Regions from separate parts of the Homo sapiens genome. Here region 2 is linked to region 1. A link is a contact called in ENCODE Hi-C or POLR2A ChIA-PET data. All regions are on one chromosome and are shown on one strand. Each heading gives the region's core, a stretch centred on a gene start or an enhancer-like site at or near the end of the contact. The rest is flanking DNA. Distances are from core to core; before and after follow the strand shown.

Region 1 (5,198 bases), core at 1,864-4,363:
AAAAAAGCAAAATTAAAAAATTCAGATTTAGTATTTGTCACATTAAGCTTAACATTTTGTAATTACATAGATAAAATGCTACCATTTTTATTACATGGGAACTTCAAAAGTAGTAATTAATTAGTTAACATATTAACGGTCAATAGAAAACTCTTAACACAGATTGTTGTAAGGCATTGTAAACAGTGCCCTTTATGGCATATATAAATATTACTGTCACTGGGGGTAAAATTCATTATGGATCAGTATGTATCAGGCTTAGGAGAATTAGGTGTGAATCCAATCCCTAAGATCCCAAACAAGAGCCCATTATGAATCCAATGACATGTCACATTTCTAGACTGGCAAAACTTTAAATACGATGTCAAAATGTTGTGCCCGTATCAAAGTTTGTCTTCTAGGATTATCTCCAAAAAGAGCCTATAATGTTCTGCTTCTCTCCACAACCACTGTTCTCATACATACTTCTATTGTGGCACATATAACAATGATTTGGAAATACCTATTTTCTTCCTGGTCTCTCCATTAGAGGGCCACATCATAATTCATAAAGTGTTTAATGAATTTTTTTTTAAATTTTGGAAAGATATTCAACATCACTGAGAGAAATGCAAAATAAAATTATACTGAGATAAAATTTCTCATGTTTTTGATTGGCAAAGATCAAAAAGCTTAACACTCTATTGTGAGGTTATAAGAAAAAGATACTCTCAGCCGGGCGCGGTGGCTCATGCCTGTAATCCCAGCACTTTGGGAGGCCGAGGTGGGCAGATCATGAGGTCGGGAGATCGAGACCAACCTGGCTAACACGATGAAACCCCGTCTCTACTAAAAATACAAAAAATGAGCCGGGCGTGATAGCAGGTGCCTGTAGTCCCAGCTACTCGGGAGGCTGAGGCAGGAGAACGGCGTGAACCCGAGAGGCAGAGGTTGCAGTGAGCCAAGATCACGCCACTGCACTCTAGCCTGGGCGACAGAGTGAGACTCTGTCTCCAAAAAAAAAAAAAAAAAAGAAAAGAAAAAGATAATCTCAAACACTGCTGGTGGAAGCATAAACTAGTATAACCCTTATGGAAAATTTAATAATTTCTATAAAAATTACAAACTGATAAGGCTTTTGACTCAGCAATACTATTTCTAGGAATTTATCCTATTTTTCATGCATAATATTATTCATCACAGCATTGGTTAAATTAGAAAAAGTAAGAAGAAACTTAGAAGACAGTAGAAGATTGGTTAAAAGGAGGAAGGTACAGCCATACAATGGAATATTATGCTGCTATTTAAAAAAAAAAGTAAGAAAGGAAGGAACAAGTAACGCTTGGACTGATAGGGAATTACCTGTAGATTATTATTAGGAGAAAAAAAGTGCTAATTAATGAACAGTGTACATGGTATATGATCATGCTATAAAAGTGTTTCTATATGCATAAAATACTTCTAGAAGAAAACATAACCTGAGGATATTGGCTACAGACAGAAAAAATAACAGGTAAGAGAAGAGAAAGAGACTAGTTATTGGATCCACCCTTTTATACCTGTGCATTTTGAACCATATAAATGTATTACCTATTAGAAAACAACTAAACAAAAAGGTTAAAACATGACTGTATTGGCATTATATGATCCATGTCTGAGTGGCAAATCTTATCACCAGTGGCTGACACGCAAACAGTTCTCATTTCCCTACCTATAGTGTACCATGAGAAGGTAAGGCACTACTGCAATGTGAGCTCTTCGAGGATGACACATTTTTGTCTTTTTCACGGATACATTTTCTGGTAGCTGTTCTTTGTTACTTTTACAGTTTGTCTCCTCATTTTTACTATAATATTTTCCTATCCTTATTATAGAATCTTGGTATTCCTATTGTAGCATCTTTGTATCAATGCTGTGCCAATTCCTTTATTTAGCAGAAAAATGGAATTTGTATCCTTGACAAGTAAAGCTTAACATATCTGTTTTCAAGTGTACCAAATAAATCCGAATAGGATGAAAATGATCTCAATTAATCTAACATAGGGGAGGTTTTTTTTTTTAAACATCTCACACTGTGCAGTATCAACTTGACTTCTCAACACAGGTTTTCCACTGAAATATACAAATTAAAACAAATGGAAGCCAGAATAAAAAATGATAACAATTTTATTTCTCCCTTCTCAGGAAGATCTTAAGAGCAGCATGAAAGTAAATGTTAAAAGAAAAAAAAAAAAAAAAAGAAGAGGCCAAAAATCATCAGCTGAATGTATTAAAAATGAAGCGCTCACCTGAGAAAGACCACCCCAAAACTGTCTGAAGGCCCCCAAACAGCTAATTAGTTTTGTTTTCTCATCTTCAGGAGTATCCATAAACATGCTAAAAAAATAAAAATTACATTATTTGTCATTCGTTTTAAAAAGGTAATTACACACAATCAGAATAGTGGATCTTATAACCTTCCAACACGAAACTAAGTAAAATCTGACAGACACAATCACATAAAAACACAAAACTCTGCCACGCATACACTCACCCAGGAAAAGCCTCTTCTATAACTTCCGTTTTCTGTAAAAAAAAAAAAAACAAAATGTAAACAATGTTAATTTTAAAAAGGCGCCTCCCTTAGCCAAGTATTACAATGTAACACAGGGCAAGTCACCTTAATCAGCTCTGAAACTATCAATACCTGTCTGGCCTGTCACTGTATCGATTTCAAAGGATACAATGAACTTGACAGCAGTTTGAGAATCACTAAACTTCCCCGCATACAACCTCGGTGTCAAAACAAGGGAATAAAAAGGGAGGCGTGAGAGGAGGTTGCCCAGGCCAGTTTCCTTGGTCGGCTGCCCCCGCGTCTCCCCGTCCCCAAGCCGTAGTCCTGGATGGCCGGCAGCTGCACTCACCACCACCTCTTCGAAAATGCTCTGCAGTTGCGTCTCCATCTGTACTATCACCCCCGCCTTTCCAGGGTGCCCGGCAAGGCCCGGATCAGACTCGAGCTCTGGGAATATAGGGGCAGAGGGGCGGAGACCTCTGGAGGAAACCGTAGCTCCTCGGCGTCGCTTCCTCCCCCAGCGCTTTACCTGGAGCGTTCCCTCCCGAGCCCAGCCAACAGCAGGAACCTGTACGGAAGACGGGAAGGGCCCGGTACGCGCCGTTTGCAAACCCCGCAGAAACCAGCGGCGCCACCAGAAGGTTCCGTCTGTGGAGAAGGGCGGCCCGCAAGCCGGACGAGAGCGCCCCCAAACGGAACCTTGAGCCCAAGGACCCCGGAGGCATCGTCGACCGCAGGCCGCCACCTCCCGGCTGGAGAAGGAGTTGCTTCCTGTTCGGGGCTAACCCGCTTGCAGACTGAGAAATGAAAAGTTTGGAACCCAGAAGCTGCAGCCTGCGGAAAATGCTGGAGCCGCAGCCGACACCAAGTTGATGTCTGTGAGCAGCTGACCTTCTGGACCTCCATCAGCGGCCTGCAGCCAGGAGCTGAAGCCACAGAGACGGTGTCTTCTCAGCTATGATAACCTCAGTGCAAATGTAATTGATTGACTTTTGAATGCCAAACCAATTTTGCTTCTATGGTATAAATGCTACTTGGTCATAATATATTATCCTTTTTAATATATTGCTAGATTCTATTTGCTATTATATTGTTGAGAGTATGTGTTTTTCTTCATATGCCACCATCATCACCAACCCCTAAAACATCTGTTATGTCTTGAATGATCAGCTTTCTTTGCCTCATAAAGAAAATTGTTGATGAGAGTCATAGACATCCAAAGGCCTTTCACTTCTTTGACGGTTGTGAAATGCCACAAACTGCTAAGCATGAACTACTCCTTTGTAGCTGCTAAGTGATGAGCTGATGACTCCCCATTCATGGTTTTGTTATACAAGTGTCTGACCTGGCATAAATTTAGTTTTCTAACAACTTTAATATGCACATGCAACCATGTTGTCCACACAATAGCTACTAAAAGCTGAAAAGAAATAATTCAGATTTCCTGCTGGAGAAAAACTTGAAAAGTTAGGCTTAGGGTATTGTTTGCTAGGGTTGCCATAACAAAATACCACAGACTGGGTGGCTTAAACAACAGAAATTTCTTTTCTTGTAATTCTGGAGGCTGGAAGTCTGAGGTTGAGGTTGATAGGGTTAGTTTCTATAGAGGCCTCTGTCCTTGGCTTGTAGATGACCTTCTTCTCCTTGTGTCTTCACATGGTCTTCCCTTTGTACATGTCTGTGTCGTAATTTTCTCTTCCTAGAAGGACATCAGTCAGGTTAGGGCCCATGTATCTACTCTAAAGAGCTTTAGCTTAGTTGAAGACATAGACATTTTAAACCATAATAGAGTGTGATATGTGCAATACTAGTGATGCTAATAAAGTGCCAGGGAGAAAAGGAGGAAATACAAATTTTTCTACAGAAAGGAATTTAGAAAGATACCTAGGGGAGTTTGCTTAGATTGCTGTGAACAGCATACTATAAACTGGGGGGTAATTTGAGTCTGAGCAAACTGAAAGCTGAGAATTCAGGCTTCTTGTTCCATCCTTGTCCTATCAGGATTTAGAGTGGGGGACTAAAGAGCCAACTGGAAACTCTGAGCAGCTGGGCAGGGCTTATCAACTTTGAGCATCTTTATAGTGTGTTCTGGGGACATTGTTTCTTGGAGAATCCCCAAAGTTGGTATCATCAGGTCTTTCCCCTTAGGCTGGTCTGAATCACCAAGGAAGATACATCTAATCTCTTACAAGTGGGTAAAGTTCTGACTGGCTGCCAACCTTCTTGCAGCCAAAAGGAACAAGAAGCCTGATCTCTTACAAGTGGGTAAAGTTCTGACTGGCTGCCAACCTTCTTGCAGCCAAAAGGAACAAGAAGCCTGAGTTCTCAGCGTTCAGTTTGCTGAGACTCGAATCACCCCAGTTTATAGTATGCTATTCACAGCAGTCTGAGCAAACTCACGTAGATATCTTTCTAAATCCCTTTCTGTAGAAAAATTTGTATTTCTTCCTCTTTCCTCCTGGCACTTTATTAGCACTACTAGTATTGCACAGATTACACTATATTATGGTTTAAAATGTCTACTTCTTCAACTAGACTAAAGCTCTTTAGAGTAGATACAGAAATTAAACATGCCTGCATTTCCTAACACCTGGCATAAAGTCTGGTACTTGGTGGTGCTCAGTCATTATTCATTACTTTGGGTAGAATAAAAACATCTGAAGTG
Region 2 (5,198 bases), core at 1,388-3,887, 160 kb after region 1:
GTTTCTTACCATATTCCAAAGGTGATAAATCAAAAAGATAAAAATTATTTTTGTTAATTTATGTATTTAAGGTGATCCAAATCAAAATACTAACATGATATTTTAATTATGTCAGTTTATTCTAAGTTCATAAGGAAAAACGAAAAGGTAAAACTTGCTAGAAACACTTCGGGAAAAGAATTATAATGAAGGAAGAGTAGATGTAGCATACATTAAATATGTTACAAGGCTGTAATAATTAAACAATGTGGTTCAGTTATGTAAATATGTCAGTAGAGAACCTCAAAATAGTCTTCAGCACAAATACAATTCAGTACATGATAAAAGAAATATATAATATTTTCCAAAGATGCTTGCAATTTTCTTTGTATGATCTGATTTTGACACTTCTCACTCCTACAAGTTAACTTTGTGTTTCATTTTCTTGACTTTGCATGGGCTTTGTGACAAATGTGGAGGTGACACTATGTGACTTTAGAGGCTAGGTCTAAATGTGGTACCTATCACTTGACTCTTGGGAGGAAGTGAACCCAGGCACCATGTTTTGAGGAAGCCCAAGCAGACACATAGAGAGACCACAAATAAGCATTGTGGCTGATAGCCCCAGCTCAGGTCTTAGGTAATAGCCTGTATCAACCAATGAGTGAGAAAGTCTTCAGATAATTCCATCCCCATCACCCCAGCCCTCAAGTATTCCCAGCTGAGGACTCCAGATATCGTGGAGTAGAGACAGCCTTACCTGCTGTGACACTTCTAAATTCCTGACCCACAGAACTTGTGAGCATAATACAATCATGTGCTGCTTAATGATGGGGATATTCAGAGAAATGGGTCTTTAGGTGATTTCATTGTTGTGCGAACATCATAGAGTGTACTTACACAAATCTAGATGGCACAACCTATTACACACCTAGGTGTGTACAAACCTATACAGCATGTTAGTGTACAGAATACTGTAGGCAACTGTAACATAATGGCAAATATTTGAGTATCCAAACTTAGAAAATGTACAGTGAAAACAGGGCATTATAATCTTCTAGGACAACTGTTGGATATGTGGTCCATCATCCACCAAAACACCATTATGTGGCATGCGACTATCTAATGGTTTTTCAGTTATGCCACTAATTTTGGGGTGGTTTGTTATGCAGCTGTGATGACTGGAACAGGTAGGAAAAAGATATTCAACAGATGGTTTTAGAAAAAATAGGTAGCTGTTTGTAAAATAAAACCCATATCTAGAATTAAAAATGACAAACAACTTAGAAGAAAGAATTTTAAGTATGACATAAAAACCTGAAACCAGAAAAGATCAATAAATGTGACTACATAAAAACAAAATATTGCATAGAAAAAATAAACACTTAGGAGCAAAAGTCATGAGTAAAATCAAAAGGCCTTGACTGTATGATGAGTCAATAAGTAAAAGCCCAGGAGCCTGGTAGAAAAATGAACAAACAAAAAGGAATGGCCAATTCCCAGAAGGGGGCAGAGCAAATCATTACATAAAGAATGTCAATCTTATTATCTGAGAAATACAAATAGACCCTTCAATGAGGTACCCTCTTTTCATCCATCAGATTGCAAAAATAAAACTTGAGCAGTATAACCATAGATTTAAAAGCACGAACCCTAAATTAAAAGCCTGCCTGCGTGACTAGTTGTGTCACCTTGGGCAAATGTATTAATCTCTATTTGCCTCAGTTTCCTCATCTATAAAGTGGTAATGAAATAATAGTACTTATCTCTTAGAGTTCTGTGAGGATTAAGTGACTTAATGTATATAAATCATTTAGAATAGCGCCTAGAAAGTAGTAGATACCAACATGTGGCTGCTATTATTGTCATCACTATATATTGAGAAGTTGTGGGGGTGGGACAGGATCTGTCATGCATTGCTTGTGGGAGAGTAAATCCATTCACCCTACGTAGAGGACTATTTGCAAGGATCTTTAGAGACTTAAAAAAGTGACCCAGCATTTTCACTTGTAAGTGTGAATCCTACAGATGTAGTCACACTGGGAAATACGGTATGTGCAAAGATATTCTCTGTAACATTCTTAGGAGTTACAAGATTGGAAACAACCTCATATCCAACTCTATACAAAGGGCATTGGTTTAAAATGTAGTTCATTGGTAAAATGGACTGTAACGAAAGGACTGGAAACCTTTTAGGTTTCTCATGAAAAGAGATGGTGATCCCTGCCTCAGGCAGAGGACTGATGGAGGCACAGCTCTCTAGGTGGTTCTGTTTTGTCAGCCCAAGTGAAGTAGTCCCAAGTGGAGACAATCTGCAATCACATAGCTCAGTGCCTAGCATATTTTAAATGTCCAATAAGTGGCAGCTGGTATGATCTTATTATTTATCATTATTTATTTTCTTGACATAATAGAGTCGCATGGCAACAAGGCTCTCTATGAGGCACCTGTGATTGTTTTTTTCAATGCCCGCTTGAATCATGATTAGCTTGAAGCCCAAATTTGCTCCGCAAAAGCAACTCCACCTCTCGCAGGGGCTGCCAGACTGGGCTGTCATCAGCAGCTGTTTCCCAGTGGGCCCTAGTCACAGCTTACTGCCAAAGAGCATACTTGAGTGAATCCTTAAAGTCCTTTTTGTCTCTGTGATTATTTCACTGTGTTTATAATACAGCAACTGCTGGAGAGCTGAGCTGCCCATTCATCTCTTGTGGCAGCCTTAACTCTGAGCTGAGGAGCTTACTGCTTCCTTGTGGACAGACTGATAACAGCCTCACATTGTGACCTACAGAGTTTCCATCCCCGTTTTCAAAGATACATAATAATTTACTAAAATAAAAACTTGCTGCCTTTTACAGTTTGTGATTCACAAGATTCAAATATCTCTATTCTGAAGAAAGTGTAAAAATAATCAAAATGCATCTTTATATTTCACTTTTTCCATTTGCACAGAACTTATTCCTATGAAATGTCTACACAAGTTCAACTTTTTATGTTTGAGGAGAAAAAACAAAAGACATTCATTTCCCTATTACAGCCCTCAATAGAATACTTGCTACTTACAGTATCTCAGAACTGAAGTTAAATCAAAACAAAAAATATCTTTACTGATTTCCTTCCTCAAAATCATTCTGTGTCTTGCTTTCTTTTCCAATCTCCTTTCAAATGTATAACTTTTAAAATTTGCTGCAACTTCCACTGTTTCAAAATATATATTTGAATTTATTTTCAAATGTATATGACTTAATTTACTGCTTCTCTCCCTAATTTTCAAATGCAAATACCCAAATCACTTTTCAAGTGTATATTTTCATTTATTAGCCCTTTGAAGTTGGTTTACTTATGAGTTCAAATGCCTTCCTCCTCTCTGATTTATAAAACTGTATCTGGCAGTGTTGAGGGACCTTGAATTATTCTCATCTATAAAAGGGAACCCATAAAATTGGTGGCTTAAGAACTGATGTATGAATAGTCTTCAGTTGGTGACTCATGGCCAATCTGTCTCATTTCCTCCTATATACACATTTTACACGACCACCAAAATTCATGTTTCAAAATTATCTAGGTCTGTGGTCTTATTTCCACTTCCTTTAGTTCTAAGCCCTACTTTTCACTCAAATCTTGGTTCAAGCATCACTTTCTCAGGGAACACTTCTTTGACCACATCCTACTCCTGCTACAGATTGGTTCAGCTACATACATCCAGTTATATGTTCTCCTTGCCCCTGGTCCTTTTTCACCAGAGTATTTATTACAACTTTTACAATTATAATTCTCTGCACTTCATTTGATTCATATCTATGTCTCTTCACTAGACTAAACTTGAGGAGCCTGATGTTCTCTTACTCTTGGGTACTGTGCCTAGAATAATGCTTGCCTCATTGTAAGAACTCTGTTAAATATTTGGTGAATAAATGAATTTTCTTAAAAAATCAATGAACAAAGAGGTGAAAAATAAATGAATGGCTAAAGTTCCCAGCACCATGGTTACCACATGGTGGCACTTAATAAAATGATAGCTATCATTATTGTTAGTTCCCATTCCTGATCAGATCAATTTGTTGAGTGTTCCAGTTTGTGGAAGATGTGATTATGCTTTCAGAAACTGGAAGTCGGCCGGGCACAGTGGCTCATGCCTGTAATCCTGGCACTTTGGGAGGCCAAGGCAGGTGGATGACCTGAGGTCAGGAGTTTGAGACCAGCCTGGCCAACCTAGTGAAACCCTGTCTTTACTAAAAATACAAAAATTAGCTGAGCATGGTGGCACATGCCTATAATCCCAGCTACTCAGGAGGCTGAGGCAGGAGAATTGCTTGAACCCAGGAGACAGAGGTTGCAGTGAGTGGAGATTGCGCCACTGCACTCCAGTACATATATACGTATATATACACATATATATGTACACATATACGTATATATACACATATATATGTACACATATATACGTATATATACACATATATATGTACACATATATACGTATATATACACATATATATGTACACATATATACGTATATATACACATATATATGTACACATATATACGTATATATACACATATATATGTACACATATATACACATATAGGTACACATATATATGTACACATACACATACACATATATGTACACACATATATGTACACATACACATATATGGACACATATATGTACACATACACATATATGGACACATATATGTACACATACACATATATGGACACACATATATGTACATGTACACATATATATGTACATGTACATATATATGTGTACATGTACACATATATGTATTTATACGTATATATATTTTTTTGCCTTGATTTTCTAAATCGATTTACTAAAAGAGTTAATTTTTAATGTTCATTTTTTTCCTAGTCAGGAAATACATTACCAATAGTAAACAAAGTTATTGAAACATTTTTCAATCTTCAAATTTCATTTTAATTTGAATATATTTTAATAAAATTATTGCAGTTTAAACACTTCGTTTCTTTTTTTTTTTTTTTTTTTGAGACAGAGTCTTGCTCTGTCACCCAGGCTGGAGTGCAGTGGCACCATCTTGGCTCACTGCAAGCCCTGCCTCCCGGTTTCACACCATTCTCCTGCCTCAGCCTCCCCAGCAGCTGGGACTACAGGCACCCGCCACCATGCCCAGCTAATTTTTTTGTACTTTTAGTAGAGATGGGGTTTCACTGTGTTAGCCAGGAAGGTCTCAATC

What was found. A loop is a pair of places that touch in the nucleus more often than their neighbours do. ChIA-PET counts read pairs that join two places held with the same protein, here RNA polymerase II (POLR2A). Pooled maps may share reads with other maps.
Region 2: a loop to region 1 is called in a pooled map, with 7 times the contacts of the local background. The contact joins the enhancer-like site here to the promoter of MED23 in region 1. A Hi-C loop is called at or near these places in 1 of 168 maps with a recorded cell type or tissue (lower leg skin) and 6 of 50 pooled maps. POLR2A ChIA-PET finds 5 or more read pairs at or near these places in 1 of 52 experiments (B cell).

What each region holds. Positions count from the first base shown.
Region 1 is chr6:131,625,129-131,630,326 of GRCh38, forward strand. It overlaps MED23 (mediator complex subunit 23), which reads right to left and starts at 3,114. Exons shown (of 29, transcript NM_004830.4): 1 at 2,883-3,114; 2 at 2,513-2,544; 3 at 2,268-2,355. The coding sequence starts at 2,921. RefSeq lists enhancers at 2,754-2,803, 2,934-3,103.
Region 2 is chr6:131,785,879-131,791,076 of GRCh38, forward strand. No RefSeq gene overlaps it. Among named protein-coding and RNA genes, the nearest start is that of MIR548H5, 3.7 kb to the right of the region's middle. Within about 2 kb of position 2,638, at least 4 of the 41 ENCODE cell types and tissues checked have a DNase peak (open chromatin) inside an H3K27ac peak, as active enhancers do.